Linked DNA regions of Mus musculus: region 2 is linked to region 1. The links are chromatin loops, found by intact Hi-C in ENCODE. Cell type or tissue: heart. All regions are shown on one strand. Links, peaks and the distances in the headings refer to the core of each region. The heading gives the core; the rest is flanking DNA.

Region 1 (16,765 bases), core at 5,145-13,144:
AATGGATTACAATCTTGGCTGATGACTGACAGTCTTTTAGAAATAATTGGGTCATAAGGACTCTTTGGGTTGAACTATGAATTAATTCTTTATTCGGTGGCATTATTGAGAAAAGGAGCCTAATTGGAAGAGAAGTAGGTCACAGGGGACTTGCCTGGAATGATATAGCTTGTCACTAGATATACTCATTCCTGCTTATCCTCTCTCTCTCTCTCTCTCTCTCTCTCTCTCTCTCTCTCTCTCTCTCTCTCTCTCTCTCTCCATCCCTTCAACCCACTTCAAATATAAGAGCAATTACAGAGACATGAGAACTTTCACTGTTGAAAGAAAGAAAAATCACACAGCTCAATTTCGCAAGAACCATTGAACCACAGAGAGTGCTACCATGTCCAGGAAAATGACATCATGTAAAGGAATGAGTCTGCTGCAAAGAAGTATGATATGTAGGCTTCAGAAAGCAAAATAGGACTGGCAAGGTGGCTCAGAGGATAAAGATGCTTTCTACCAAAACGTAAGACCTGATTATTTTGTCCCTGGGATCCACACGTTGAGAGAATCTCCTTCCAGTTGTCCTCTGATCTAAATACACTGCTGTGATGTGTAAACACACATGTATACACACACACATACACATATACATGTGTATGTGTGTGTGTATGCGTACATGTGTTTAGGGCAAATTGGAGAAATGCATCAAGATCTAATGAAGAAGATGGATCCCATGGAAAGAATGGAAGAGCTATCTGAAGAGGTGGAAGAGAATTTAGAAGTCTCGAAGAGGTGCTCAGCAGCCAAAGATTGGAACGGCTGAGAGGGTCTTCCTAAGATGCAGAGTAGGATGTCTAAGGTCAAGGCGTTAGGATGAGGATGTGAGTTCCTCTCCTGACCCTGCTACTTGCTCAGTCTCTTTGGTTGTAAAATAAAAGTCATAACATAGGCGTGCTGGCGCGTCACATAGGCAAATGTCTTAGTCCAAGCCAAGGTCAAATTACATAGCAAGGGTTCAATAAATGGTAGTTTAGACCAGTTTGGGCCCTGTGTTATAAAAAGAGCGCTTTTCAGGAAGGGACCTCTATCCTCCACTGTCCAACTCTTGGTCTGAGCTCCTGGAATCTGGCCTTTACTTCATCTCTGGACATTTGCCACCTACACACTGTGTTTAAGTGACTCCAGTTAGAAATTCTTCTAATCTACTAGCCTGTATCCAACCTACGCTGACTCTCACAATCTGTCCTGGCTGGCTCTTCATGTCCTGTCCTCCAGATACTTGATGTCACCTACGTGGGCTTCTGAGAAGCTGTAGAAATCACTCTGAAAGTCAGTGTCCCTCTTGTGCTTTCAGATCCTCAGATTTTTATGAGATTTTTATTTTTAATAGATTTTTAAACTTTTGTTTGTTTGTTTATCTTACATATGTGAATGTTTTGCTTGAATTTGTGTCTGTGTGCCCGGTGCCTTTGGAGGTCAAGAAAGGACATTGGATAGCCTGGGACTGGAATTACAGGTGGTTGTGAGCCACCATGTGGGTGCTGTGAATTAAATGCAAATCCTCTGGGGGAGCAGTCAGAGCTTTTAGCCACCGGAGCCATCTCTTCAGCCCTGTGATTTGCATTCTTTTTCTTTTTCCTTTTCTTTTTCTTTTTCTTTTTCTTTTTTTTTTCCCCTTGAGACAGGGTTTCTCTGTGTAGCCCTGGCTGTCCTGGAACTCATTCTGTAGACCAGGCTGGTCTCGAACTCAGAAATCTGCCTGCCTCTGCCTCCTGAGTGCTGGGATTAAAGGCCTACACCACCACTGCCCGGCTTGTGTTTTTCATTAACACCAATACATCAAGTACTGCCTTAAGTACAGCTTTGACAAGGTATGTCTTCTGGGAGAATAGAAACTACAAACATTTGAACTTTGGGCAGTTTCTGGATTTACATCATGGCTAATTGATTCTGGATAGGCAATTAGAGACATTGTCAGGGGAAGCTGGAATTTTATTTTGCGTGTGTGTAGTTTTTAACTTTTAACAGTATGCATTTATTGTGTGTGCATTTGGATGTGAGGGGATAACTTGTGGGAGCCAGTTCTTTCCTTCCATCATGTGGGTCCCAGGGATCAAACTCAGGTAGCCAGGCATGGCAGAAAGCGCCTTTAGCACGGAATCATTTCCTTGAGGCTGTTTTGTTTTTCGATCTGGGATCTCAGATAGCCCAGGCTGATCCAAACTTGCTATGTGGTGGAGGCTGATCTCTGATCCTTCTGCCTCTACCTTCTCAGTGCTGAGATTACAACTATGCACAACCATGCTTGGTTCAAACTGTTCATCATAAAAATGAGTGAGAGAATATTTTATAGATGTGCAAAATAATATTTAAATTTTATCCCAAATAGACATTTTCTATATCTTCCAAGATGATGCCATGATCATGCAAAGTGAGAAATCATGAGAAAAGCTGTTCATCTATGATGAAACTCTTGTTTAGGCTTTGTGTGGCAAACAGAAACATAAGCTGAGAGATGCTGTCATCAGCTGACATGCACACAATGTGTGTGGCTGTTACTTTGGGAATGGGGGCTTCCAGGGTCCCTTTCCTCAGTGTTTTCAGAATAGACTCACAGGAAACATGTGTGGAAAATAACACAGCCAAGTTTTCTTAAGTCAATTTACCAAAGTGAAAATTATAGGACATAAAATTGACATTTTATTATAGTTTCATGATGTTTGACAAGAATGTAGCCATGCCAGAGCAAAGCTATTGAGTAATCCACCTTCTAAAATATCTCTTTGTTTGTGACAACCCCCAGTCCTCACTCCCAGCTCCTGGCAACCCGCTTCATTGATTTTTCTGTTTTCCATTTTAGTTTATGTTCTTTTTCTTAACATCTGTGATTGAGATCCTATTTAATTCATGTATATCTTTTTACTGTTTAGTATTTCTTCCTATGGGTGTGTCCTGATCATTAACTCGGTTGGAGTGATTTGGAATTATCTGTTGTTTGAGGCAGTTGGGCATATAACTGTTCTAAGTACTCATGTGCAGGGTTTTAGCTGAAGCGAAATTTGTGTTCTTAGGATTATGATGACTTAAGACAAGTCTATTTTAACACTATTTACACTACAAGAAATTCAAAATGTCTCTCAAAGTCTCTGTTTTTCTGTCTGCTCCCTGCAGTTTTTTGTTTTGTTTTGTTTTGTTTTGTTTTTTTAAACAAGAACTCTACTAGAGCACTACCACAGCACTTGGCTCTCTGAGACAGACTCTCCATAAGCACTCCAGGCTGGCTTCACACTCTCAATGCCCCTGTCTCTGCCTCCTGGGAGCTGGGTTTCAAGGTTTATGCCAGCATACAGACTGGGAGCTGATATTCTAATAGGTGTATAATCTCACTGTGACTCCTCTATTGTAAATGGATACTGGATGTCTTTTGAAATTCATCTTTTCTGCTAAAAAGTAGGTTCCATTATTATATTTCACACATTAACCTTTAACTGCTCTTTCTTGTCCCCTCCTCCTCCTCACACTCATCTCCTTCTTTCACACCCAAATTGGTGTGTGTGTGCACGTGAGTGCTTGCGTGCACACTCCACACGTGAGATGAACGTGCGATGGTTTTCCTTTTCTTTCTTTCTTTTATTCCCTCCTCTACCCCTTTAGATCTTTTCCTGTCCCTTAAGATTCCTCCTGCCATCTTGATATTTTCATTGTTATGTGTATCGTCTTACTATGTATATCTTCTTTAATGAGATATTTTTAAATATCTTCTCTTTTTTAACTCGGGTCATTTCATTATTGTTGAATGTTTGGTAGGATATACATCTTCAAGTCTTGGAGAAAGTATCTGTTCACGGCAGTAATTTAAAAAAGCAAATTGTAACTGGCTTTTTGTTTTTTAATCGGGCTCTTGACTCTCCCATCCTGATCCTCAACTTTCTACATAGTCAAAGATGGCCTTAAACTTCTGATCCTCCTGTCTCCATCTTCCAAATACTGGGATGCACCAACACCACTTTAAGCAGTGCTGGGGCTTGAACTCAGGACTACACTCATGCTAGGAAAGCCTTTTACCCACTGAGTTACATTCCCAACCCCAAAGCTTTTACCTCTGTTAAAGTCCAAATTGTCAACTTGTTTTATACTAATAGTGTCATATCAAGGAAATCTTTGCATAATCCAAAACCACAAGGATTTTCTTCTAGTTTTGCTACTGGATTGCTTTCTGTTTTGCATTTAAGTTTATGATGCATGTTGAGTTGAGTCTTCTGTATGGGAAACACAGGTCAAGTTTAATGTTCTTTTTTACGTATAGATGCCCAAATTTCCAGCATATTTTCTTGAAAAGACAGATTTTCTCCATTAAACTATGTGTCTGCTATTATCAAGAATCTGTTGCTCATGCACGTGTGCACGAGTATCTGGAACCTCTAATCCTCTTACCGAGTCATGCCTGCCTTCCCACCAACACCATGTTATCCTAGTTACTACAGCTCTATGGGAAGTCTTAAGATCAGGTGCTGTGAGCCTATACAGCAGGTCCTTCAAGAGCCTCAGCCAATCCAGAAGATCCCTAGCGCAATTGATTCTAGGACAAAACACACATAGAATGTCATGTCCTGAGTCAAGGAAAGAGATGAACAACTTAAGATTATGTCCTCATTTCTTCTGGGAACAACAATTACATTCAATGACCCACTAGCTCTAAGAAATAAAATCCAGAGTTAAGTGCGTTGGAGGTTCCTCAGCTACAGTGTGACAGGGGTCTGCTCAGACTCAGTTCAAACAGCTACCCAGAGTATCAGTCAAGTGGCTTATTGCAGATGCTGGGTTTCCAGTGTCCTCACTTTGTCTGGCTTAGTGACAGTCTTTTGTCTCAGCACTGTGAGACTAGGGACCTTCACAGAGTCTGCGAGCATTGTCCTTCCGTCTCAAAACCAGGCCTTCTACTTCCTTGGCCTTTCTACGTGAGTCACAGATTCAGGATATTTATTCCTGTAACAAAGCACCCTCCCTGCTGGGTTTCAAATTGGATTTTATTGAGTCTGTAGGTTAATCTGGGCAGAACTGATGTCATACTAACATCCAACCTCCCCACACATGAGCATGCTACAATGATTTATGCCTCCTGTGACATCCTTAGCTAGAGTTTGTGCATTAATGCGTGGCATACAGGGCTTGTGTGTTTTATTGATTTTCACCCTACTATTTCATCCTTCTGCTGCTACCCTGAATCATTCTGTGCTTTTAATTTCAATTTTAAACAGATGATTGGTAAAGTAAATAAAACTTCATACTAACTTTGACCTCTATACTCTTGTTGAGATTAAATAGCCCTGGTAGATTTTGGTTTTACTTTGTCTGTCTGTCTGTCTGTCTGTCTGTCTGTTGTTTGTTCTTTAATGAATTCTTTGGGTTTTTTAATGCAAACAATGATGTTGTTATCTATGAAGCAAAACAGTTGTGTTTTTCTTCTCCACTTAGTTTGCCTTTTATTTCATTTCTTGGTGAGATTCAAAATAAGATACTGGATAAAAGAAGCCAAAGCAACGTTGTTGACTTTGCCCTCGTCTTAGTAGGATGGGTTCAATCTTCTTGACCAGAGGATGGCATTTAAAACAGGCTCTCCCAATTCACCTAGTGAGTTAATGATACTCTTTTCGATTCCTAGTACATCTCGAGGTTTTTAACATTTAAAATACTAAATTTAGTCATTTTTTTTCCTACTGAGCTTGTTATATAGAGTACGGAGATTGCACTAACTCATGCTCTACAGCTGAACCTCACTTGATGCCAGGACAAGCCACACTCCAGCTGCTTACTGTGCTGCTGTGACAAAATGCCTGATGAGAAGCCATCTGTGGAAGGGGAGGCTTACTTGGTTTGTAGTTTAGAAGGAACAGTCCACCATGGTGTGGAGGACATGGCGGCAGGAGCACAAAGCCATGTCACGCCCACAATCAGGAAGCAGAGCTCACTGAACAACCACTCTGCTCTTCCTTAGTCCAGGGCCCCAGCCCTGTGATGGGGAGCCCCTCACATTTAGAGAAAATCTCCCTCTTCAGTTTAACCTTTCTGCAAACACTACCCTAGAGGTGTACTTCCGTGGTGAGATAGTCAGATTGGCCATGAGAAATAAACCAGAAAGATTACCTGTCCCGTGTTCTGAATTCCATTCACTAATCTTCTCTTGAGGGCTGTGGCTTTTTTTTTTTTTTCATTTCTATGACTAAATTCGTGGTAGGGATTACCTAAGGGAAGTCATATTTATTTTAACTCATGGTTTCATCCAGTTTTGTCCACAATCACTTGGCTCCATGCAGTTGGCCTATGGTGAGACAGACTATCAAAGAAACAGGAGTCTGTGTGGATGAGGCTACTTATCTCATAAGAGATAAGAATCAAAGAGTGGGGGATAGAAGAAGGGGTCAGGGCAAGACACAGTTAATCATAGTGACCTACCTCCCTCTGATTAGTTCCCCCTTCTGTCTCTCACCACCTCTCAGTAATCCATTACATTATCTATTATATTAATTCACTGAAGGATAAGCCCATTGATGAGGTCAGAGTCCTGAGAATCCAGTAACTTTGTCTTACTTCTCCAAATCAGGAGGGGAAGGGACACTTCCTCTCCAGACACTCTCCTGGGTCCTAGAAAATCATTGCCAACCACAGAAAACTCAAGCTTGTGAAGCTTGAACTGTATAATGTATACTTGTGGGTACCCCATCGTATGACCTGTATAATGACACTGCTGGAGCATCATCAGCTTCAGAATCCTCAACAAAGTGTCCAGGAAACAACCAGGAATCAGAAGATTGGCGTCTGATGTGTGCCATCAATGGTGATGCCTCTCCCACTCCCATTATCCCCCCCACTCCTACCACAAATGTAAGGGGAGACAGGCGACAGCAGAGCAACAATGCAAATGCACCTGAGGCATGGTCACATGACTCATTATAGCGCTTAATTACCATAACGGGTGGACCTTGGCCTGGGTTTCCCACTGAACACCTGTCTCTCATTACTATGTCAGAGCTGAGCCCACTAAGAACCACCCATTGACCTTCCCCATTGATGCTCTCACTCTTGAGATTCCTTAGCGCACTGCTCCAAAGCAGGTACGATTTCACCCCTAAGCAGAGGTTTGCTTTGCTGGCCTTCTACAGCAGTCTATACACAAACCGCTGGTCTTTCCAGTGTCTCCTCCAAAAGAAACTCAGCCAGGCTGCCTTATTAGCATAATACCAAAGTGTTTGCTGCCCCCACCCAGGTTGTCTTCTCAGCGCTTCTCACTCTGCCCTCTACCCTAAACTTGCCCTGTTCATGGGCTTCTCTTTCCCCAGCCCTAAACTTGCCCTGTTCATGGGCTTCTCTTTCCCCAGCTTCCCACTCCTACAGAACCCTGCCATTTCTGCTATGCATTCCTCTTGGCCTGCTCTCCACTCTTAGTCCTCCCTTTTGCCTTCCTTTCTTCCTCTCTCTCCTCCTTCCCCCTCCCCCTCCCTCTTCACTCTTCCTCCCTCTCCCCCTCCCTCCCTCTCCTTCTCACTCTCCCTCTCCCTCTCCTTCTCCCTCAAAGCCATAGTCAGTCTACTACTTTCTTTCCCTGCTCTGAACTTTCACAGAGGCCCTGGCAGTACACTCCCTCTTATCTACAATAAAAAAACCCTTCCCCTGAGCCATACCTTGGAATGGTCATGTCCTCCATTTACATATCCTGTCAGTATGCCACCAAGCACATGCTTTGCATCTGTTTTCTATGGACATTTGCAAGTAGAAAGATCTTTCTGGGAAACAATATCACTCCCCCCAAACTTCAATGTTAGGCAAGCCAGTTTCCTGCCTCTCCCCAGCCTGGTTTCCTGTCGGTCCCGACAGCTTGCCATAGTCCTTTGGGGCTCATTTCAAACAAAACAAAATGTGTTAGGAAGACAGGATCCCTGGGAAGAAGATAATGCTTTTATTTTTAATTTATGAATTAATTTTTAAAAGTCTCTCATATACCATATCCTGGGGCTCACTTCAAAGGAAACAGCTCTTTTCCTGCTCTGTTTCCCCAGTCATGGAGGGTATTCATAAGTGCTTGGGAATCACAGTGTTCGCTCCAATCCCTAGCATAGGCAAAAGGTCCTGGGAGGGTCTGGCCCCTTCCCTCCCGGAGGCCTGATCACAGCAGGAGGCTTTCTGGAGTCTAGTGCAGTCCCAGGCTCTCCTGTGAACTCAGAGAAGATGACATAGAAGAGGCTATAGGTAGGTACAGTATCTTTATGGGCCAAGTAAGTCTCTAAAGCTCCCATACTCTCAATGAGCCTCACTTAGATTTTAAGGATTCCTTTAAAATTTAAGTTCCAGCGAGAAGTCAATAAGGATGAGTGATGTGGAAGGCATCAAGCAACCTTTATCTGTCTAACAATCTTCTGGTTTGTAGATGCGTCCTGGAGGGCCATGTTGAGAACTCTGAGAGTATTTATCTCTAGGCTCAGATCACCTGCCCTGCTACCGATGTCATTAAACATAAGCCATGGAGAATATATGCAAGAAAACGTAGCCTGATTATCTTTACCCACTGTGCAGCCACTACATAGGCTTCCTGCTCCCTGCAGCCCTGAGTCAGCTGTGTTCCAGCTGTGCTTACTGCTGGGGGTTTCCAGTTACATAGTTGGCCTGTTACCTTGGTTTCTGAGAGGTCAGACAAAACTACCAGCTTGTCCAGATGGGTTCACATTACTACTTGGGACAGCTTGGGACAGCTATCCGTAGCCCTTCGGGGCTCATTTCAAATTAAACAAAATGTGTTAGGAAGACAGGATCCCTGGGAAGAAAATAAAGCTTTTATTTTTAATTAATTTAAAATTTTTTCTCATACACTACATCCTGACAGCAGTTTGCCCTCCCTCCACTTAGGTCCTCACTTACCTCTCTCTCCCCCAAGATCCACTCATTAGAGGGAGGTGGGGGGGGGCAGGCCTTTCAAGAATATCAACTGAACATGGCATAAAAAGTTACAATAAGGTGAGGCACAGGTCTTCATATCAAGGCTGGATGAGGCAATTCAGTAGGAGGGAAAGGATTCCAAGAACAGGGTTCCAGAGATAGCCCTCACCCTCACTCTTAAAATTCCCACAAGAAGACCAAGCTACACTACCATAAAATATATGCAGAGGACCCTGGATCAGACTCAGACAGGCTCTGTGACTGTCGTTTCAGTCTCTGTGAGCCCCTACTAAGTTCTGTTAAGTTGTTTCTGTGGGGCCTTGGCCTCATGGTGCCTTTGGCTCCTTACAATCCTTCCTTCTCCTGTTCTGCAGGGTTCCCTGGCTCCACCTAGTGTTTGGCTGTGGTCTCTGCATCTGCTCCCATCTGTTGCTGGATGAAGCCTCTGTGATGACAATTGGGTTAAGTCCAATTGGTAAGTCTACGAGTATAGCAGAATACGGTTAGGAGTCATTTCATTTACTTTGCTCTGCCAGTCTTGTTTGATTCTTTTGTGGGTCTCTGGACTATCCAGCTTCTGGTTCCTGGCCATCCAGGCCAGGTCATGATATGGGCCTCAAGTTGGACCAGTCATTTGTTGGCCTCCCTCACAAATTCTGTGCCACCATTACCCTAGCACATCCTGAAGTCAGGACAGAATGTAGGTCGAAGGTTTTGTGACTGGGTAATGTCATCCCTACTGCTGGGAGCCTAGTTATGGAAGATGGACAATTTGGGTTCTGTATCCCCCATTACAAGGAGACTTTGCTAGGGTCACTCTTGTAGATTCCAGGAAATTTCCAATATAATAGTTTTCTATATCATTCTTCAAATGCTCCCCAATCAGGGTTGTATCTCCCAGTACCCTCTCCCTCACTTCCCCTCCCCTCCCACCTGACCCCTCCTGTTCCCATCCCCACCAGCCCTCAGGAATCTCAAATATCTTTTAAAAAATGAAAAAAATGTTCATCATCCTTCGCCATCAGGGAAATGTGAATCAAAACAACTTTGAGATTCCATCTTACACCTGTCAGAATAGCTATGATCAAAAACACAAGTGACAGATTATGCTATCGAAGATGTGAAGCAAGGGGGAACACTCCTCCACTGTTGGTGGGAATGCAAACTTGTGCAGCAGCTATGGAAATTAATATGGGAGGTTCTTAGAAAACTGGGTATCTATCTCAAGACCGAGCTATAGCACACCTGGGTATATATACACACAGGATGCTCTATCCTACCACAAGGATACTTGCTCAACTATGTTCATAGTAGCTTTATTCATAATAGCTAGAAACAAGAAACCACCTAGATGTTCCTCAACAGAGAATGGATAAAGAAAAGGTGATACATTTGCACAATGGAATATTGCTCAGCTGTTTTAAAAAATGACATTATGAAATTTGTGGGAAAATGGATGGAGCTAGAAAAAAATCATCCTGAGTAAGGTAATCCAGACTCAGAAAAACAAACATGATATGTATTCACTATGAGTGGATATTGCCTGTTAAGTAAAGGATAGTCATGCTACAATCCACAGGCCCACAGAGGCTAAGAAACAAGGAGGGCTCAAGTGGGATGCATGGATCTTCCTGGGAAGTGGAAACAGAATAGATTTTTCAGAAAATTAAGCTGTAAAGGACATACATGTAGGGGCTCCTAGGCAAAAAGCACTTGCTATTCTAACAGAGGACCCTGGCTCAGTTTCTCACACACACATATAGCTCTTACAACTATCTGTAACTCCAGTTCCAGAGGAACCAACACTCTCCACTGTCCTCTGTGGGCAGCAGGTACACACATGGTATGCATGTGTGTATGTAGGCAAAAACTCATATACTTAAAAAAAAACAATTTATAAAGAAAAGAAAGCATGTGTTCTTGAAGCTAACCCACTCTGAAAAATAGTCGACAGCTAAGACTGTCCTTACGGTCTGTTCTACTTTGGTCTGAGAACAAGGTTTAAATGAGAAAGATTTATTCTGGCTGTAAATTTGGGGACAGGGATTGACTTGTAAATGGGAATCATATACTTATTAAAGTCAGCAGAACGATATTATGGTGGATGCAAAGATGAGGTCTTGAATGTTCTGTTGATTTGGTACCCAGAACTCTTCTGTGGCCCGAGGATTCCACCCTTCCACACAGTGTTCTTAGGAGTATGGATTAAAACATTACAAAATTACATGGAAAAAGAAATTTCAAACTATTTTACTTACAGGCATAGAAGCACATGCCTTTGCTATCTAAAAGGCTACATAGTAACATTTACTGGTTCATCAAATTATTGTTATTTCAAAGGGTAGGGGTAAGAGTAAATGGTTCTGGTGGGGGAAGATCAAAACAAGGTCTCACTCTGAAGCCCATGTCAGTCTTGAACTCATGGAAATCCCCCCCATTCAGCCTCCCGAGTGTAAGGGTTACAAGCATGTACTATCATACCCAGCTGTAATCCAATTTGTGAAACCTGGAAGAGTTGCAACATGCCACAAGTATTGCAGTTTCTATTGAGCCGGGCGGGGGTGGGGGTGTACCAGATACCCAGTAAAACCATGGAAAGCACCCATCCCCTTATGTACAGGCAGCTCCCAATTCATGAGTCATCCTACTAGTTTTAGGTTTTTTTGATGATGGGAAGCAATACACAGCCAGAGTAGAGCATACTTTGAATTTTGATTATTTCCTGGGTCACATGCAGTACAATACTCTCTTGTGGGACTGCATGCTCACAGTCATTACCGAAACCACAAGGGAAACTGGACCAGTAAGATAGCTCTGTGGGTAAAAGAATTTGCTGAACATCCCTGGTGGCCTGAGTTTGATCTGTGAAGCCTACAGCACAAGGCAGTAAACAGGCTCCGGAAAATTGTCTCTGACCACCATATGCATGCCCTGGCACAGATGCACCTGCACACATACACAGAGTAATAATAATACATAAAATTGATTTTTTTTAATAAAAGAGACCCAGTACTTGGAAAGCCCAGGAAGGTTGATCTTTATTTGTTCAAGGCCAGCCTCCTCTATAATGTAAGTTTCAGGCCAGCCAGGGATACACACGGAGAGCTCATCTCAAAAACAAAAACCAAACAAGAAAGGGGGAAGGGAATGGAGACATGCATAGGAGTTAGAAGCGTGTTCTGCTCTTACAGAGGACTAGAGTTTGAAGGCCAGCACCTACCTCAGGCATTTCACAATGCCAGTCCTGTAACTCCAGATCCAGGAGAATTTCATGTCTCTGGGATTTCCTATCCACAGACACACATAAAGCGTACACAGACAGAAACATAAGACCCTTTTTCCAGAGGAAAAGACAACAGAGAAACAGCCGATGCTCTGCAGTGCACTGTGCTGCTAAGGCTGATCACTTAGTAAGTTAGCTGTAATCAATATATATGTGACTCCTGATATGATATTATCAGTTTACAGTGGGCTTATTGAGTCTTAGACCCACCATGAGTTAGAGAACATCTACTATCTGTTTTCATATGCATGCATTCACACCTATATTAAAGTTTATTTTATAAACAAGACACAGTAAGATACTAGCCAAAACAGCTAATGGTAAATTAGACAGTGTGATCCAAGTTATGTCAGTGTGACCTCTTCCTCTTACTACCTTAGCGTGTCTTACTGCATCCTCCTTGTAATGATGTGGATGGTACAATTTCACAGCCGGCTGTAGGACATGAAGCAGGTCCATGAATTTGGTGGGGGTATTCTATGGCAAAACAAGTATTTCAACTCAGGTATGTCTCACCAAAGCTGGTGACAGGTGTGGACTGTGTCTTTATCTGTGTGAGAGGCACCTCAGTCTGGAGTTGCCTAGGATAAGAGCAAAGGAGAGTGACCCTATCCTAGGAGCCAGCGTAGGTCTGTCCAGCTTCAAGTGCTGCCTCGGAGAACACTCATGCTGGTGCCACCTTCACCAAACCTAGCTTGGTCTTTGCAGCCTTTGTTCTTTAGACCTGCTCTGCCAAGCATGCTCATCTCTTCCCTTCTCCTGTTCCCTGGAGCACATCCTTCAAGACTTAACAGAAAGTGCCTAGAGCACACATGCACTGGGCTCTCCAGAAGCAGCTAGAAAGAAGAGACAGGCGCACTGCCAACAACAGGCCATGAAATTGGACTATGAACAGCAAAGACCTTTAAAATCTTGTTAAAGCTGCCTTGTGGGGGACACATAGAGCCCCAAGAAGAGGAAATGTAAGTTTCTTATTGACTATAAAACAAGACCATTGAGTTTACTTGGACAATTCTTTCTAGGGGGTTGGCCCAGTAAATATGTTGATAGTATTTACTTAGGAGTCTTTCTCATCTCTAATCTTAAATTGTTAAATCAAGAATGAGAGATTTTATGTCTTAAAAATCTCTTTCTCCAAACACTTTTATACATTTGAAAGTTGTAACTCCAGCCAGTGTGTCAATTTGTGAGTCTTAGAAACTCATTTCTCAAGAACTCATGTGTCCAGCCAGTAAAACAGTGCAGATTACTAGCTGTAGTGTTTTGAACACAAATGGCTCCATAGACATGGAGTAGCTATGGCCTTGTAGGAGAAAGTGAGTTATCAGGAATGAATGGGCTTTGAGCTCTCTCTCTCTCTCTCTCTCTCTCTCTCTCTCTCTCTCTCTCTCCTTCTCTGACCCCACCCCACCCCGCCTTGCCTGTGGCTCAGGATATAAAGCTCTCAGGGACTGCCCCAGCACATAAGTGCCACCATGCTTCCCACCATGATAATAGTGGACTAAAGCTCTGAAACTGTAAGTAAGCCCCCCCCGATTAAGTTCTTTCTTCTGCAAGACTCATGGTGTCTCTTTGAAGCAATAGAACAGTGACTGAGGCACTAGGAGACATCCAATCAGGAGGGCCACAGCCACACATGCTCCTCCTCCCTGTCATTTTTCTTTGCTCAAGACGTTCAAGAACATTAAAAATCAAAAATGCTGGGTCAAGCCTATGATGCCAGCACTCCGAGGCTGAGGCCAGGGGAAATCCTTTCGTGTTAGAGTCAAGCCTAGGCTACATAACAAGTTCCAGGACATCTTGGACTACAAGAGTAAAATTCTGTCCTTAAAAAAAAAAATCAAATTTTACATAACCATCTTGATTTCAGGCTTCCGAATTCCAATTTCAGGGATACGCTAAATGGACACTCTTTACTGAGCAGACACAGGCATTCTGGAACACAAAGGTGTGACTGCACTGTCCCATGGACAGTGGCAAACGTGGAGCAGCCCTTCTCCCCCCCCCCCCCCAGCACTCACTCCCATCCTTCTGTGCGGCCAGGGAGTCAATTCTGCCATCTGCTTCCTCTCCTCAGGGCAAAGCTAACTTCCAGAATGCCTTCCTCTCAAAACTACAGCCACCTAAATAAGACCACACATGCCGGTGTAGATGGGGGAAATGTCACACGGCCCTGCCTGCAGAAGAGGGGCTGCAGGTGACTCACTGATATCTGCATCAGAAAGAATTGGTCTTCTCTAGGGAAGAGGCCTGGATAGGTTATTCAGTTGCAAGTGGTCAATATGTGCACATTGAAGCAACACTAAATAGACTCAGCATGCTGTAGAGTGGAGGGGGGGGGAGTTAGTGTGTGTGTGTGTGTGTGTGTGTGTGTGTGAGAGTGTGTGTGTATGTGTGTGTGTGTGAATACATGTGAGAGATAGTGTGTGTGTGTATAGATATGTGTGTGAGAGTATGTGTCTTGTGTGAGTGTGTAGGTATGTGGGAGTATATATGAGTGTGTGTGTATATGTGTATCTGTGAATGTGTACATGTGTGAGTGTGTATGTCTGTGTGTGTGAGTGTGTGTGTATCTGTGACTGTGTATGTGTGTGAATATATGTATGTCTGTGTGTGTGTCTGTGTGTGTCTGTGTGAGAGTGTATGTGTGACTGTGTGAGTACATGTGAGAGATGTGTGTGTGAGAGTGTGTGTCTTGTGTGAGTGTATAGGTATGTGTGAGTGTATATGAGTGTGTGTGTATATGTGTATCTGTGAATATGTACGTGTGTGTGTATGACCGTGTATGTGTGTGATTATATGTCTGTGTGTGTGTGTGTGTGTGTGTGTGTGTGTGTGTGTGTGTGTGAAAAACAATAATTAAATAAGAGGTCACGTGTAGGAGAGGGAACCGGGAGACATGGGAGGAGTTGGAAGGGAAAAACAGAAGAGGTGGAAATGTATACAGTTCTCCAAAAAATCCTTGTAAAAATTGAATAGGTTCTGGGAGATGGCTCCGTGTCTAACAGTGCTGGCTGCTCTTCCAGAGGACACAGGTTTGATTCCAGCACCCACAGGGCAGCTCACAGTCACCTTTACCTCCATTCTCAGAGGTTCCCACACCCTCTTCTGGCTTCCATGGGGACTGCATGCACGTGGTACACTGTCATGCATGCAGGCAAAACACCCACACATGAGACCCTATGTCAACCATGAAAGAAAAGAGAGAGGTGGTAGGGGAGAAAGGATCCAAACACAGACAGCCCCAACCAGTCAGCAAGACATCGTGTCTCTAGCTGCATATGTATCAGAAGATGTCCTAGTCGGCCATCAGTGGAAAGAGAGGCCCATTGGTCTTGCAAACTTTATATGCCTCAGTACAGGGGAATACCAGGGCCAAGAAGTGGGAGTGGGTGGGTAGGGGAGTGGGGAGGGTATGGGGGACTTTTGGGATAGCGTTGGAAATGTAAATGAAGAAAATACCTAATTAAAAAAAAGCCAAAATGGAACAGAGTGTGGGTTTGCTTCTGACACCCAACGTCCTTCACCCAGCAGCCTGAAGGTAGCTCAGAAACATGAAGTACCACTGAACTGAGACTCTGACGATCAGCCTGGACACTCTACCCTAGCCTTGTCCCAGGTAAGGATTCCGTGTCACAAGGCGGCCAACACTTTTCACCACGGTTGCGAATGCACACAGCCATTCCGTGTGGATTAACTGCTGGACACTGAGCGATCCAGACTCCCTCTCTTCGTCTTTGTGTCAACTGAAGCTTCCAGGTGGGGAAAAGTCACATCTCCATATAAAGACTCCTCCAGACCGATTGACTGATTAGAACTTCCACTTTTGTTACAAGTTGGAATGTTGCAGATCCAGAGCCAAAATTATCTTAGACCAGCTTGTCCCTTTGCCCACCCATCTCTGACTTAATGATCTAATTATCAGGTCAAAATTCTCTGGAATGTATTAACTTAGCAGATCACTGGCTTCTATCATCTAAAACTGAGAATGTCTTATCACGTGGCATCTGAAAATGCAAAAGGAGTGTTTTGAGGTCTGCAGATACCCTCCTACCCAGCATGCCTATGGAGTGCCTGAAAGCACTCTGATTGGTGGCTTGTTCTTGTTCTGTAACTATTAAAGGCTTTATACAAACCTTCCCCACATTGGATCACATTATTCAGGACAACCTGACTCTGCCTCCCTGGGTCACCACCATTCCGAATTGGCTCCAGCATACACGCTCTCAGGTTCCCTTTGAAGTGAGAGATGGTTTCACTGGACAGCTAGCAGCACTCGGGTAAGCATCCGGGTTACTATTATTGGTTTATTATAAACGATGCAAAGGCGAACAGGCAAATGCAGTCACACAGTGGGGAAGGGATTAGGCGGAGCGTCACCCACACCTCCCCAGACTCTCCTAGAAATGTTATCTTTCCAGAACACAGGGGCCTTAGCCAACCCATTTGCTCCTGCATTTCACTGTTGGAGGAACGTGACAGAGCGCTGTTATCTTTTCAACATGTTTTTGGCAGTGTTGAGGCCCCATACTAGGTCAGTCTCTCGGTGTGAGCTTAAATGTGACC
Region 2 (16,765 bases), core at 3,082-11,081, 51 kb before region 1:
CTCCCCACCCACTTTCATAACCATTCATTTTGCTTTATGACCCACTGGGTTTAAGCAGGGCCACTCCCATGTGCATGGGTGTGCAACTGTTCACTAGAGCATTAGTGCTCTCCAGTGGCTACATCACTGACGGCCATGACTTCCTCTCTCACAGCAGCCTTTGATGGCTATCAGCTCCCCTAACTGGAGTGGGGCCTCATGGGCCCCTCTAAATCCACGACCAAAAATTTATGGGCTTAATCTTGTGCAGCTGCCATGAGAGCAACAACATCCGTTGTGATTTCCTGAGTGCCCCAGACACATCACAGTCAAGACAACCCTCTTCTCCTTCACTCAGCTCTTGTATCCTTTTGTCTTCAAGACATTCTCAGTGCCTTGGTGAGGGTGATATGGGTATCCCAGCTACTGGTGAATTAATACTCACTTGCTCTCAGTACCTTAACCAGCATGAGCCTGTGCGTTAACCACCATTTACTGCTGTTCTTAAACTTCACCGGGAAGCTTCTTGAGGTAGATAAAAATTAACACAAAAGGCCACAACTCAAGAATACACAAAGAGTGAGAGACTTTGGGGCACCGAGTTCCAAGTGGGATGTTTTCATCAATCCCCTTTCTTCAAGGCTCAGAGATCTGTGCAGAAGAGGAGGTGGAAAGACCATGGGAGCTAGAAGTGATGGAGGACACCAAGGAAACAGTACCTCCAAGTCACACAACAGGACTGATGCACATATGAACTCAGAGACTGTGTGAGGCAGCACACACAAAACTCCATAGCTTCAAGCAGACAGGGCCCCAGCACTGAGATGGAGAAGTAGAGTCAGGCTACCACCCCTAACCAAGAAGCTATCTGCAATCGATTCCCATTGGCAAAGAGAAAATCAGGCTTCCCCAGTGGAGTGTCACTAGATATAGCAACCGCATTTCAGAACAGGACCCACACCCAAGAGTAGTGAGCCAACACGAAACAAACTCAGTGATATTTTTGTGGACTTTTTCTTTCAATTTGCTTTTGTGGGGGGATTTTTTGTCTTTTGACCTTTTGGCTGTTTTGTCTTTTTGTGGTGTGTCTGTGTCTGTGTCTGTGTCTGTGTCTGTGTGTCTGTGTGTGGTGTGTTTCTTGTTTGTGTTTGTTTATTTGTTTTGAGAGAACATAAAGTTTGGTGGGTAGGAAGCTGAGAAGGATCTGGGAGGAACTGAAGGAGGATATGAAAAATATATACCATATGAAAAATTTTCAAATAAAAAGGGAAAAGTTTTGCAATACTATGCATATACATGTGTGTGTGTGTGTATGAGAGAGAGAGAGAGAGAGAGAGAGAGAGAGAGAGAGAGAGCTTTCTCCAACTCTCTTTTTCAAGTTCAAAGCAGGTCTTATTCTGCTTATATCTCAAGTATCTAACAGCTTTATTGAGTTCTAACTTGTGTATTAAAACCTGCTCATGCTTAATGTGTACAAGTTGGTGGGTTTGGACATAAGGACATAAGGAGACACTTAAGAATGAACCATCACCCTTTATTATACCCCTCACCTACAGAGGTTTCCTCCTGCGAAGCTATTGCTCTTCAGACTATCCTACAACCAAGATTTTTCTTATTCCTTTTTCATGGTATTTTGAAATGCTTTCCTTTACATTCTACATTTCCTGTAAAGTATAAATTAAATCTTAAAGCTCTCAGATTCCAGTTCAAAATTTTGGATGAAAGTTCTTTACTCCAGAAGGCACACAGTAGCAAGATGGACCCATTTCAGAGATGCCAAGTGGATCTGTCAATAGGTGGTAAAAAAAAAACTAACTTATTCACTATGTAGATACCCTCTCCTTTCATTGACAGGAAGTACTCTGTTGTCAGTAGCACCCTGTAGATATGCGGCATTACTTTAGCATCTACTAATGATGATTATTTGAATTGGCAAATTTGACAAGAGTTAAGAAATGTATTGTGATTTTTCTCATTCTTTCCATGTTTGTTGACTGCAACATTGCACCTAGCCTAGAAGAGTTTACCTCCATTAGTAAACTTCGGTGTATCCCCGAGAAGCAATTAAAGAGAGAAAAGAAGGTAATGGTTCACACCAATAATGTTTATAGCCAAGTACGTGCGTCTGTGTAGTCAGGCTCCTGTAGCACAGAACCTTTGACCACGTGACTCACAAGTCATGCAAATGCATTGCTCACAGGTCTAGAGGCCGAGCACTCTAGAGTCAAGGTCAGGTTCGGTGCCTGCTGAAAGCCTTCTTCTCTGACTCATACATGGCCCTCTTCCCTTGGTCCTCACATGAAGTTAAGTCTAAAGTCTATCAGATTCTGCTTCAACATTTTGGAGGAAGGTATACAGTGGAGAGATTGACCTGAGGACCACTGCCTTTCATAAGGAGACGGCTCCCATTCATGAGTCCTGATGTCATGACCAACCATGTTCCCAAAGGAACCACTTTACAATAGTGTCACCTTCAGGTTAAGGTTCAAGTCGCCAAGCTTAGAGGGAGAACGCAAACACTCAGATCATGACATGTCATTCCTAGCTGTCTGCAGTGGTGAATAATTTCATGATGGAAGGGAGGGCTGCTGCTGCTCAGTGACTCTCAGGACTCTCAATTTTAAGGGAGTCTCTGGTTCTTAACCCACTCTCTCCCTTCAAAAAAGAGGATTAAGCATTGCCCATAAAAGCACCCACAGCCTACCGGAAGCCCAAAACAATCAGAACAGAGGCCAACTAAACGCTGCCTTGCAGGGAAAAGAAGAAATGTTTATGATATTATGAGCAGGGCAAGAGAGAAAGACTGCAATAAATGTCAGCTAAACCCTGCAGGGTAAGGAGAGGGTAAGCAAATCAAAAGCAAGCCTTAAACAGCCGCAGGACTGTTTTTACAATGTGCACACAACTTTGGGGGGGGGGGGGTTCACGCTGCATTTTGACATTTACAACTTGTCTGTATAGTCTTTAAAAGAAAAGGAAGACAAAATGGACAAACTGAGGGAGAAAATGGAAGGATGGGAAGAGGATGGAGGATGGAGGGGAGAGAGATGGGGAGGGAGGAAGGAAGGGAGGGAGGGAGGGAGGGAGGGAGGTAGAAAGAAGAGAAGGAAGGAAAGAAGGAAGGAAGGAGGAAGGGAAAAGAAGGGAAGGAAGGTGTGTGGTTCTTGTAAAACTACCTGTATCTGATCACAGTTGCTATCACATTGCTGCATCCACTGCTGCTGGTCACTTCTGAGTGGTGCCTCAGAGATTCCTTGCCCATTTCCTACTTTCACATTGACTCTAAATTCACGGGTTTTATGAAATGGCAGTCTTTGGTTTCATTTGTAATTTTTATTGAGTGTTTCAAAAAAGATTATGTGAGGAAACTCTACTAATTAAGGTTGAAATCTACCATTACTCAGATAGCCTGTGGGTCTCTGCAATATGGAGGGCTGCCTTCATTACAAGGGCTTCTTCTTCTCTGACCTTGTTTGAGGCATTGTTGGTACCCTAAGCTTTCAGCCAATGACATTTGCCCATCCTGAATGTTTCTGCCCCACTCCATCCCCTGAAATTATATAAGCCTTGAATCATCCCCAGTAAAGTTGATCTGCCTCCCTGCAGCTGGTCCTGATTGCAGACAGATATTGGCCAATGATCCCCAAGGGCAGGGAGAGCTACAGGATTATTCTTCTAGTAAAAATTTATATTCGCCAATGTTTTTCTAACAGAAAAAGCAATTCTGTTGTGGACTGCTGTCCTCCAGGCGTAATGTGACTAAACCAACTTAAAGGTTATCTGTGGTTATACAATGAGGCCTTCACACGTTCAGGCCTATAGATACTCTCTTTTTTAAAAGGATGGGGCAGAGATAGGAAGAGGCTTTAGCCCCTCACCTGAGATCCCAACCACTCCCTCCCTCTTGCAACTCCCTCCAAGTTCAGGAGGTGTTTGAATATGAAACCTGTGAAGGTTAACTAAAGGAGGAATTGAACCGGCTGAACATGGTTATGAGGTAGAGGACACTCCAGGGACAGGTCACTGGGATTTAGCATCTTGGTTTGCAGCTGTAATTCAGGTTGTGTTTGACTTCATTTCAGCCTTTGCTCCTTTAATCTTCTAAGCATGAAAATGCAAAAAAATTAAAAGTGTTGGACTCATCCTGAGTTTGATGATGGACTAGAGGCCAAGCTAGCCCAAACAGGGAGCTTTGGGCTCAGTCTCAAAAAGTAAGGTGGAGAGAAACAGAGAATGATAAATGAAGTCAGCTTTTGCCCTCCACACATGCACATTAACACACAAACACACACACACACACACACACACACACACACACACACACACACACACACACACACACACACTGAGCTCCCCTAAGGACGTGAGATCAGGGAAAGCTACAGGCCTGGGAGCCTCAGTTTGTTCTGACACAGCCCTTGAGTGAGGAAAGGACTGGAGAAGCTGTTGTGAAAATAGAAGAGTAGACACAGATGGCCCAAAGGGGCACACAGTAGGAGCTCTGCTAGAGCTGAGAGATACCCAGGGGAAGAAGTGGGAGCAGACCTCATCAATGGAGAAGCCCACTAGAGTCTGATAGCTCTGGACCTGAGACAAACAAGTAGATTATCCTCTGGGGCCACGTGTCTCTCTTTCATTATCCTAGAGCTTGAGAACTTGGAAGTCCAGGGATGAGCCTGACCCCCACAGCTGCACCTGTACCAAACCAAGATAGTTCTACCCAGCAAAGCTATCTTTAGAATTTGATGGAAACACAAGGACATTTTCAGACAAGCACAAACTTGTGTAGCTAGCTATCGTTTGGTGCCGTTACTGTTTTCTCAGCATTAATTCTGCCGATTCATAAGCATGGGAGGCCTTCAGTCTTCTAGTATCTTCTTTAATTCTTTTTTCAGCATCCTAAAGCTTTCATTGTGAAAGTCTTTTTGCCTCCTTTGGTTAGATTTAATCCAAGGTATTATTTTTGCTATTGTGAACAGGATTTCCCCCCCCCAACATACAGCAATTTCTTTCTCAGCAAGTTTGTTATTGGCATAGAGAAAAGGTGATGCTTGTGTTAAGCGAAGTAAGCCAGAATCACAAATATAGCCTGTTTCTCTCCCAAAACAAATAACTACATATAATTATACATGTGTCTATTTACTTATTATATGGAGTCATGAAATTAGAAAAGAGGCCGTGGGAGAGGAAGAACTATTAAGTGTGGGAAAGGAGAGTGAATGGAGCACATGGTAAGAAAGCAGGAGTTCTGCGGCATCCTGAGGAAGTCAGAGAGTAACCCAGAGGTGGCCGTGGGACCTGGGACAGCAGTGGGGAAGGGAGATTAGAATGACCAACATTTATAAAAATGCTGTAATGATTCCATTGCCCTGTATATTTGTCTTGGTTACTTTTCTATTGCTGTGACAAAACACCATGACCGAGGCAACTTATAGAAGAAACCATTTAACTTGAGGGCTTACACTTCCAGAGGATTAGAGCCCATGATTATTATAGTGGAGAGAGAGGAGGTGAAGTAGCAGAGAGCTTGCAACTGATTCACAAGTATGTGCCAAATACTGAGAAAGCTAAATGGAAATGGCCTGGGTCTTTGAATCCTCAAAGTCCACCTCCAGTGACACACTCTCTCCAGCAAGGCCACATCCCCTAACCCTTCCCAAACAGTTCCATCAACTGGGCACCAAATATTCAAATAGATGAGTCTATGGGGGAATTCTCATCCAAACCACCACAATGTTAATCTACTAATTAATTAAAGAATAGGAAGAGTTCACTGTGCTGCATCTGATATGTTAAAGCAAGGCATTGTTGTAGCCTGTCAAAACACCCTCACTCACACAAAGACCACAGAGACCATCATCTTGCAAAACACATGAGGATTTTACTTATCCAACATGTTGGGGAACCCCCTCTCAGCACGAAGCCCAGAGAAGAGGCCCAGAACAAAGAAAGGACACTTTTTATACCTTTGTAAGGGCTAGATATAGGCACCAGGGTAGTTTGGCTTATTTTAATTGGTGTAGCTAATAACCTTTTTAGACATTGGTTGGTTTGCATAGGGTGACTCTCATTTTGTCTGTCCTTGAGGTTTTTAGTGTGAGGTGGGGCAAGGAAATTGTTAATCTTGTTTTGGAAGCTTAGTAATTTTGACCGTTAAAACTATGTTTCTAAGCTGGGCATGGTGGAGCACACCTTTAATCCCAGCACTCGGGAGGCAGAGGCTGGCGGATTTCTGAGTTCAAGGCCAGCCTGGTCTACAAAGTGAGTTCCAGGACAGCCAGGGCTATACAGAGAAACCCTGTCTCGAAAAACCAAACCAACCAAACAAACAAACAACCAAAACCCCTATGTTTCTGTATTTGTTTAGTCAGCCAGCTTTCGTATCTGGTTCTGCACTTGGCCTGCAAAGTCTCTGGAAAGTCCTTTTCGAAGGGGGAAGGTACTGAGTGGTCTTGAATTCATTTTGGATATTACATTCCCCCTTTTTCCTTGGTACATTTCTGTTGAAAGCCGGCCTGCGGCTCACAAGAAACAGGTACACCTGGGAGGCAAGCTGGGGCTAAAAAGAGAGGGGAAACTAGGCAGTCGAGAGAAAAATGGAGCCAAGACAAGGTTCCTGATCAAGGCTCAAGTGTTTAATGGCAAATGCGCTTAGCTTATAAAGGGCAGGGGGAGGCCCATTCCCGCCAATTCATTCTTGGAGCCTGGAACCAGCTGTGCAGGATAGGGTGTAGTCTCCAGAATAGCTAAGCGGCCTCACAGCAGGTGGCAGTAACTTGGAGGGGAACAGCGGCAGTGGCTGAACAATAGAGTGATCTAGGGAGGAAGGCTCCACCCTAGGTAATCTCCTTAGTGGCAGCAAGGTCAAGGTCTGGCTCAGCCTGCTTCAGGCTGGGGGAAGGTTACAATTTCCTCCCTGTTGTTAATATTAAAAAAAAAAAAACTGGACTGAGGCATAAAATTTATTTATGCTCTATAGTCCATTTCAATCCTGAAATGATATCTCACTTTGTTACAGTTATTGATATTGTTGTCTGAGCATCAAAACTTGTACTGTACTCAAGCAATTAAGGCTACATGGGCCAAAGGTTAAGAACAAAAACAGGATAAGAAGGGATAGTAAACAGGACTAGGCAGGGACCCTTCCAGCAATGTATGAGGGTCTGGGCATGATGCAGGTGCACGTAGATCAGATCTCCAATCTGAGATCTTTGGGGTACCCAGCTCATTTGCTGTTGCCAGTTGTCCTTCTGCACCACCTGCAAGTCTTTTAACTTAGCATACAGATCATTATTACAACATGTGGGTTTAAACACATCATTTAAGATAGTGATGGGCATGGGAGCCCCATAAAGGATCTCAAAAAAGTAAGACTGAATCAAGAGGGAGTATTTCTGGTTCTAAATAGAGCAAGGGGAAGGAGTACCCAGTTTGTGCCAGTCTCCATGGTTTATTTTGTCAAGGTCTCTTTTAGGGTTCTATTTATCTTTTCTATCTGTCCTGAGCTCTGAGTTCTGTATACACAATATAATTAATTTTTATTTGACCTCTAAATACTTGGCCACACCCTGACTTACCTGGGCAACAAAGGCAGGCTCATTATCTGACCCTATTGTTTTTGACACTCTAAACCTTGAAAAGAAAATTTAATAATCTTTTTGATGACCATCCGAGCAGTCTTATTTTTATAGGGAAAAGTTTTTATCCATCTCAAGAACATATCCACAAAAGCCAGAATGTATTTATACTCATATTTTTTTCCAGTAAAATCTACTTCCCAGTGGACACCAACTCTAGAAATGAGGGCTAAGTCCTCTGCTATGAAGACAAACTCGGGCTCCATTGCCAGGAGCAGCAGCAGGGCCATGGCTGCTATTGTTGTGCCTCTCGGTCTGCCATGTTGTTGTCCCTTGCTATCATGGTATCTCTCTTCTGGTGACTAGGACAGTGGATGATGTTTACCTTGGCAGGGTCATGGAGAGCCTCAGTAGAGCCAGTATTTCTTCTTTGTTCTTAAATTCTTTTTCCTCCAGATGTCAGTAGACTCCTCTGTTGATATATGGCCCCATGGACGTGGACTGTGGCAAAAGTGTACCTGCTATCCGTGTAGATGTTGAGTCTTTTGAGCTGATGTGTCCTTTGGCAGAGCCTATCCAGCTACCACAGCTGCTCCAGCATGTTTTCTTTCTTCTTCTAGATAGCTGTTCCAGTCTGTGAACATCTATACCCTCTAGTGGCTGGTCAGTCAGATCTCCATGTCACCTATGTTTCAGCAAGAACTTGCTGACAGTCTGGGTCTGGGAGCAGAGTAGCTGAGTTCAGACTTGAGGGGGTCAAAAATGACTCTATCAGAGTTGAACAACAGAGTCTAGTAATGAGTCATGTGAGCATTAGTCAGCCATCAATCAGGGGTCTGAACCATACTTTTTAGGGTGTTCACCAAGTTCTGTCCCAGAGTCAATTTATCTTCATCCTTGACCAGTAAGGTCAGAGCTGCCACAAATGTGGGAGGAGCTAGGTCCAACCCCTGCATGCTCTTTGGTTGGTGGTTCAGCTTCTGTGAGCCCCCATGGTCTCAGGTTAAGTTGACTCTGGGGATCTTCTTGTGTTGTCCTTGACCCCTCAAACTCCCTGACTATCCATCCACAAGACTCCCTGAACTCACCTGATGTTTAGCAGTGGGTCTCTGCATTTGCCTCCATGCACTGCTGGATGAAGCCTCTCAGGAGACAGTTATGCTAGGCTCCTGTCTGCAAACATAGCAGAGTATCATTAATAGTGTCGGGGTTGGCTCTCTCCCATGGAATGGGTCTCGTCTTGGACCAGTCATTGGTTGGCTGTTCCCTCAGTCTCTGCTCCATCTTTATTCCTGCACATCTTGTAGGCTGAGCAAATTTTGGGGTGAAGGTTTTGTGGTGGATTGATGTCTCCCTCCCTCCTCTGGAAATCCTACCTGTGTTACAGGAGGCGGCTACTTCAGTCTCTATATTCCCACTCTGGTAGGAATCTCAGCTAAGGTCATCCACATAGACTCCCCATAGCTTCTCCCATTCCAGGTCTCCAACTAGTCCCAGAGATGCCCACCCCCACTGATTTCCATTCTCACTCCAGGCCTCTCCAGCCCCCTTCCCTCCACCCCTGATCCCCATCCCCTACCCTTCCTCACCCCCTCTCCCACTCAATTTCCCTCTCCTTATTCACCTCTGATGATTATTTTGTTTCCCTTTCTGAGTGAGATTCACACATCCTCCCTTGGGCCCTCCTTATTACCCAATTTCTTTGGGCCTGTGGTAATCCTGTACTTTATGGCTAATGTCCATTATAAGTGATTACATACCATACGTGTCTTTCTGGGTAAAAAAAAAATTATTTTGATTGATCTCACAATGTATAGTTCAACATAATGCCAGTTTTAATGGCAGAAATTTGGTTCCACAGAAACCTGGTAATGATATATATTCATTCAAAAATGTGCTTTATACAGATAAGTGTTTCTCAATTAAAGACGGGTCATAAGCTACAGTATAACACAAAGCATGAATTTTCAGTTTCTTTAAAGTTAGTCCTTAGTTTCCCAAATATAATCACCTGACACCACTTTTATAGATATAAATCAAGTAGGCATTGCTTTTTAAATGGGTTTGCGGGTTAAATGATATCTCATTAAGATGTTATTCATATCAAACTTACAACGAGCCCCATTAAGAATTATTACCAAACATATCGAAAAGGGCTATGTAAGTTGGACATTCCTCTTCACAGTAAACATTTTTCTCATTGCCAATTGAAAATGCCGTTCCCTTTTTTCTAATCTGTCAAAATGTGAGCAAGCAGTTGCCTGATGCCGCAGAGAGAAGCCGGTCCTCCTGCCCTGTCCCCCTCCCCCTCCCCACCACAGTGGACTATATTCTCTGAATTATGAAGCAAAGTAAGCATTGCCTCCCGAGAGTTGCTTCCTGTTAGGCATTTGGTCGAAACAATAAGAAAGGTAGCTAATACTCTGTGAAATGTTGAGACACCATCAGCATATGCCTTAGGCACATGGTCAAGAGGCAGGATGGCCTGACAGCAAACTGCCTTCTGATCAGGCAGGTCCTGTTGATCACAGTGGCCCAGTAGGGAATGAATCTTGTGGGGCAGAGCTAGAACTGCTGGGTGTAATCAGAGTGGCACCATGCTCTGCTGACCTAGATTTTTTTGCATATTTCCAGCAACTACTTTCATAGGGGTACAGATGTCTCTTTTCCCAAATGTCACCTTGCAAGAGTCCATGATATGTCTTACTCCTACCATCTGAGTAATTTAGACAGAGATGAGTTAACCATCTCCTGAAAACACCCATATCCTGCCTTCATCACATCACCCCTCTTCCTCAAGTAGTTTTTTCTATGAAATGTAATAGAAAGGGATATGAAAACCTAGTTTAGATCCAAATTAGCCAGGGTGCAGACAGTGTGGTGGATAGTTCGGCTGTTGACAAAGCTTCTGCAAGCATTTTGAGCTCTCTGTCTTGACTGGTGCTTCTGTGCTCTTCCTGCAGCATTAGATGGTGAGGACTCAGCAGGAAATTAAGATGAGTACGGGGCGGGGAGGGAGGGTCTCACAGGGGCAGATGGGTGGGAGAGTGGGCCTGTACAAGTTCACTATTTAACCTGAAGTTAAGAAGAAAAAAAATTCTTTGGATTTTGATTTCCAAACTGTTCCCAATGCCAGTGCCAGAAAAGTGAAAAGTACAGATTCCTATGTATCATCCAGAAAATCTAATTTATCGGAAGTTTGGTCTAGGTATCTATATGTCTGTGTCTGTGTCTGTGTCTGTGTCTGTGTCTGTGTCTGTCTGTGTCTGTGTCTATGAGTATGTCTAGATCTAGATCTATCTTAACATCTTCTTGGCCAATTTAGCATACCTACTTAGACTAATATCACATATTTTGTCATCTGCAGAATCATGTGTGCGTGTGTACAAGTCTGCATGTGTGTGTGTGTGTGTGTGTGTGCATGTTCCCATGTGCACATGATAAAAGTAGATGGAATACATGTACTTCAAAATTATTAAGATAATACTAGCCTATCAGATCATTGAGGGCTCTAGCACATGAAGGAAGAGGAGAAAAGGCAAAGTTCTACAGTGTGGCCTATGGTGGCTGAGTGGCTACCAGAGGTATCTGGTAGTTCTCAATCCAGAACACTTGATCATTTTCTGTATGTTTAACCTGGCCTTTAATTATAGTATTCCCCGGTTTCTCTATATTCTCCATAAAATCATAAAAATGTCTTCAAAAAATCTTTATATATTATGGGATTTTTTTTCTGTGTAATGACTATTATATAATTTTATAACTTCACCAATAAACAAATAAAAAACTTAAGGGGAGGCTGTTGAATGTAAAGGCAGCTGGCAACACTAACTCAACCCTAACTTTGAAATGTAAACAGCCTCTTTTCAAATCAAATGGAAGAGGATGATTTTCTGCAACTAAGTAAATTGAAAGCATATAAAGACAACCACAAACTGCTGACAAATGAATCTTCTTGGGCACTTAAGCCACCTGCCTCTTGGATATTCTTCTGTAAAACTTTATCCAGTAGTTGTATCCAAGAGGGAAATATTTCACATCTACATTTTTCCCTTTGCTTTTGGCAGTTAAATCTGGCCACGGGGTGTGTGTGTGGTCTAGGCTTGATAATCAAAATAATACACACACACACACACACACACACACACACACACACACACACTGCCAGTGATCATTGGTTTCAACATGGACATGTGACCTGAACTGGGAAAAATCAGTCTTTCCCTGTGGATATTTATTTATATTTAGGCATGATGATAGAGGATGATAGAGCTCTGTCGCTCTGGAATCCCAAGTCACAGAGTTCATGCAACCCTTCTTCTGCCACAAGTAACAAATCTTGAAAAGGGAAAGCCAAGAGAAAACTCCAGTGCTAAGACACATGGCAGGAAGGAAGCCTGACAATGACCGCTGAGCATCAGTACACAGCATCCCTCATCTTCTCTGTACCCTCACTAATGCACTCATTCAGGGCTTAGCAGCCCTTTTCAGCTGGTGGGAGGCAGATCTCTATCACTGTATAAGATTCTTATCAACTACAGAGGACTAAAACTATCAACAATTTTCATATCATCGTAAGAAATAGCACAGCGGAGCTGGAGCAATGGCTCAGTGGTTAAGAGCACTGACTGCTCTTCCAGAGGTCCTGAGTTCAATTCCCAGCAACCACATGGTGGCTCACAACCATCTGTATCTGATCCGATGCCCTCTTCTGGTGTGTCTGAAGACAGCAACAGTGTACTCACATAAAACAAATAAATAAATCTTTAAAAAAAAAAAGAAAAAGAAAGAAAAAAAAGAAATAGCACAGCTTCTACTTTGCTAAAGCCTTTTGCCCTTCTCCAGAGCAAGGACAAGATATTGTGTCTTCCTGTACAAACAATGACTTTTACATATCAAGTAAAAATTTAAAAGCCTGCAATTTCCCACGTATCATTTGACCTTGAGTTCACAACAACGAAGAAAGATACAACTCAAACCACCTGTCCACAGAAAGCCAATGACACATGCTATTAATGTTACATCAAAAGGAACTCCCATAAAATCCTGACATCAAATGATAGTGTTATACAAGTCTAACATCCATGGCATATAAAGTGAATGAAAGTGTGCGGGCCATAACATATTCACTTCCTATGCTGGGAATGATTGATATTCGGTGCATGAAGGAATTCCTGACTCCTGCGCAGCATTAAAAGTGGTTGAAGTGCTTGGTGGCTTTTTGCATTCAGCTGTCATTGAAAACTTCTACTGTACAAGAATTGTCATGTAAGTCATTTTGTGATCCATGGGGTAGACTGAAAAGGGACACTGGGATTGTTCCTACTATGACAGCAGCTACATGTCCAGCAAGGATATGCACCTGAATGCCAATGCCTGCCTTCCTTTATTACCCAGGAGCTCCTCGGGCTAAATTACCCAAAGCTAATGGGCATAAAGGTGTCAGGTCATGAGTGGTCACTGAGCAGCTAAAGCCCCTTCATTTCAGTGGATCAGACAAAGAAACAACACACTCGATTTCCACAGTTAGGTTCATGTCCTACAAAGCAAAGGACATGTTTGAGACTAGTTCTTTATTGTTGTAGTAAGAAATTAATTAAGTCCACGTTAACCATTGCTAACTGCAGTCCAGCAACATTAAGTATGTTCACGTTGTTGCAACAGTCTCTAGAACTTTCTCCTCTTATAGTGCTGAAGCTCTACACCCAGAGAATATTAATCTCCACTCCCCCTAGGAAAACCTTCCTACTTAAGTCTATGATTTTGATTACTATAGCTAGTTCATATGTGTGAAATCATACAATATGTGTTTTTGTGTGCATTTGCTCAGCTGTGTACCTTCAGTGTTCATCCATGCACACATGGTCCTTTTTAGGGACTATGTGATATATAGATACAGAATAGACAGATCTAATGGGTGGGCAAGGAGCTCCACAAGTACTGTTCTCAACAGCTCTCACCTTCATGTTTGGCAGCAGTGAACAGCCATGATAAGCATATGGGAGCAGCAGGCAGTGTCACCCCCTTGTGCTTCCAGGCCTGAGTAACAGAGCCCTTAGATCTAATGGAGTAAAAGCTTCTATGTAGGTATCAGGGAATTGAGATTCTTTAGCCAGTATCACAGTATCCCAATAGCTCTAGGTATCAGGATTCCTCTCTCCTTAGTGGTAGCCAAGGTTTCAGGTCTTTTACAGGTCTAGAACATGGGGATTCCTTAGCCCTTAACATTGGCCAATGCTACAGCTTTAGCCTAAAGTCTGAAACTCTTGGCCCTAAAGACTTGATGGCTTTCTAACACCTTCAAGTGGCCCCGGCCTGCTGTTTTCTCTCTCTGGTTACTTGCAGCTTCTTACTCATCTTCAGTCTCAGCATTCCAAGCACTCTCAATGGCCCTTCTTCCTACTCTGGCCACTCTTGGATGGCTCAACGGCTTCCTCTTCAGCTATCCAGCAGAGCTGACTGCCTTGTTCTATCCACAAGTCTCTCTGCTAGCCTCTGGCACTCATCTGCCTCTGCCATTTCTTTCTGTCCGCACTCACACTACTGAAACTGAACAAGGAAAGATTGCTTGAGAGAAGCCATTTATTGAGCCTGATGCTACACACTAGCTGGGAGGGCAACACTAGAAGGAGTCTCTCAACTGACTCCTTTAGAGCCCTTATATGCTGACTCCTTAAGTAGCCTGCTTGTATCCCAGTCAAATCCCAGCCACTTGTATTAGACCAATCACAACCTTGTCTCTTAGAGCCAGCCACAGTCACTGAGATTAATATTTCAAAAAATCACCACTTAGATCCACTTCCTTTTAGGCAACCAGGAAAGTACTCCTCTCTGACCTATTTGGAAATGGCTATTATTGATCATCAAGAGTTCAAAGGTTAGTGCTATTAAAAGCCTTACATAATTGATTTCTAACAGCCCTGGCTGAAAGTGAGCTTTCAGGAGCTGTGATTGTTGGGTAGTTTTCTCAAGGTGTCGCGTCCACTCTCGACCAGCAAGAACGACACGACCACCAGTCCTTCTAACAGCAGTTTATTCAGTCCTGATTCTTCTTGTTTATATCTCCCCCGAACCCTGGGCCTCTCACTCCTTTTATACTCTCTCTCATCCACGCACCGCAGGCCACACCCCCTCGCCAGTCACGAGGCTTCAGCTAATCAGGGCAGCAGGGGCAAATCTCCACCAAATTGGATTCACCTGTATCCTGGTACACCTGTGCAGCACTCAAGATGTTTGTGTCTTAAATGAGGAAGTCAGGTGCAAGTCATATGACTTAGCTGCAGTCCCTGGCGCCTTTGGGACTGCCGCCACACCCGCTCCCCACATCAAGGCATCCTTAGTATTTCAGGTATCTGTTACTGTCGTGGTGGTAGTCTACTATTTGACTGACAATTCATTTGCTCAAGGCACCAAAGATAAGAAAGGAGAGTCTAATTGCCCATCTTCTGATGTTCTTGTTATTACAGGAAAATGAACATCAATAGGAGAGCTTGCAATAGAACTTAAATAGTTTAACATTAACACTAACAATATGTTCAACACTGTTTAACATCTGCCCAATCAATCCCAGGGAAGGGTCAGCTCCCCAAATCCATCTCACAAGCACCTCTTTAAGATCTCCCATTAAATTCTTCTGAATAGAAATGCAGAGTAAGATTATTAGATCATATATAAGTTTTACTTTTAATTTTTTAAATTTTCTTAATTTTCTCCATTTTTCTTAATGTCTGCACCGTTTTCCATTCCTACCAACAATGCAAAAGGACCCCAACATCACATCCTCACCACCATCTGCTCTTTTCATAGTGACCATCTTGATGGGTGAGAGTGAACATCTCCTTGTGGTGTGACCTCCATTTCCCTGGTGATGGGTGATCTTAAGCATCTTTTCAAGTGCTTATGGTCCATTGGTATGTCTTCTTTGGGAAACAATCTATTCAATTCCCTTGGACATTTTTTTAATCCAGTTGCTAGAGTTTGTGTCTAGAATGTCCCCTAAAAGCCTGTTAAGTTCCATCTTGAAAATGTAGCCTCCAGCCTTGGCACTCCTGGGAGGTGGTAGAACTTCTTTCAAGAGTTGGGTATTTTAGCCCAAAAGCTCAAAATACCCAAGATACAATTCACAAACCACATGAAACTCAAGAAGAAGGAAGACCAAAGTGTGGATACTTCTATCCTTCTTAGAAGGGGGAACAAAATACCCATGGAAGGAGTTACAGAGACAAAGTGTGGAGCAGAGACTGAAGAAATGATCAGTCAGAGACTGCCCACCCGGGGATACATCCCATATACAATCACCAAACCCAGACACTATTGTGGATGCCAACAAATACTTGCTGACTGATATAGCTGTCTCTTGAGAGGCTCTGCCAGTGCCTGACAAATACAGAGGTGGATGCTCTCAGACAACCATTGGACTGAGCACAAGGTCCCCAGTGGAAGAACTAGAGAAAGCACCCAAGGAGCTGAAGGGGTTTGCAGCCCCATAGGAGGAATAACAATATGAACCAACCAGTACACCCAGAGCTCCCAGGGACTAAACCACCAACCAAAGAATACACATAGTGGGACTCATGGCTCCAGCTGCATATGTAGCAGAGGATGGCCTAGTCGGTCATCAATGGGAGGAGAGGCCCTTGGTCCTGTGAAGGCTCTATGCCCCAGTGTAAGGGAATGCCAGAGCCAGGAAGCAGGAGTGGGTGGTTGGGGAGCTGGGGAGAGGGGCGGGGGGAGGGGGGAGGGATGGGGTTTTCGGAGGGGAAACCAGGAAAGGGGATAACATTTTAAATGTAAATAAAGAAAATATCTTTTTTTTTTTTTCTAAAAAAGAGTTGGGGCCTAGTAGGAAGAAATTGGGTGACTGGGAGTGATTCTCCTAAGGATCTTGGGATCTCTTTTGCTCTCTGCTTCCCAGCGCCCTCAGGAGGGCCAATGCTTTCTCCCTGACGTGCTCTTCCTCCATCTCACCAAAGGCCCAGAGAAAAATGGGTCCAAGCAACCTTTGAATGAAGCCTCTCAGGATATCTATTCTGCCATCAAAAGGAACCAGAACAATCACTCTGTATTAGAAACTCCACAAGAGCAGACAGGATGCCTTCACCATTTAAAAGCGAATGGAATGCAAATCCGTCAATCTGGGAATTCAGGAGTTGTCTTAGGTGAGAGAAGTAAGCATGCAGTCCCCAGCCCCAACTGATACATCCACCACT

What was found. Peaks named below come from ENCODE experiments on the same cell type or tissue, not always from the same donor. Only the 100,000 strongest peaks of a DNase experiment are listed, where the experiment ranks them.
Region 2: a loop joins it to region 1, with 9 times the contacts of the local background. A loop is called at or near these places in 7 of 42 quality-filtered maps.

What each region holds. Positions count from the first base shown.
Region 1 is chr9:48,345,697-48,362,461 of GRCm38, forward strand. It overlaps Nxpe4 (neurexophilin and PC-esterase domain family, member 4), which reads left to right and starts at 16,345. Exons shown (of 9, transcript NM_172921.3): 1 at 16,345-16,479. It also overlaps a transcript of Nxpe2 not described here. In heart, for the core only: no CTCF peak of the experiment used is centred there; DNase peaks (open chromatin) are centred at 7,845, 8,635 and 9,315; H3K27ac peaks cover 1,419 bases.
Region 2 is chr9:48,297,023-48,313,787 of GRCm38, forward strand. It overlaps a transcript of Nxpe4 not described here. Among named protein-coding and RNA genes, the nearest start is that of Gm51672, 21 kb to the left of the region's middle. In heart, for the core only: a CTCF peak has its summit at 6,748 (motif pointing right); a DNase peak (open chromatin) is centred at 6,759.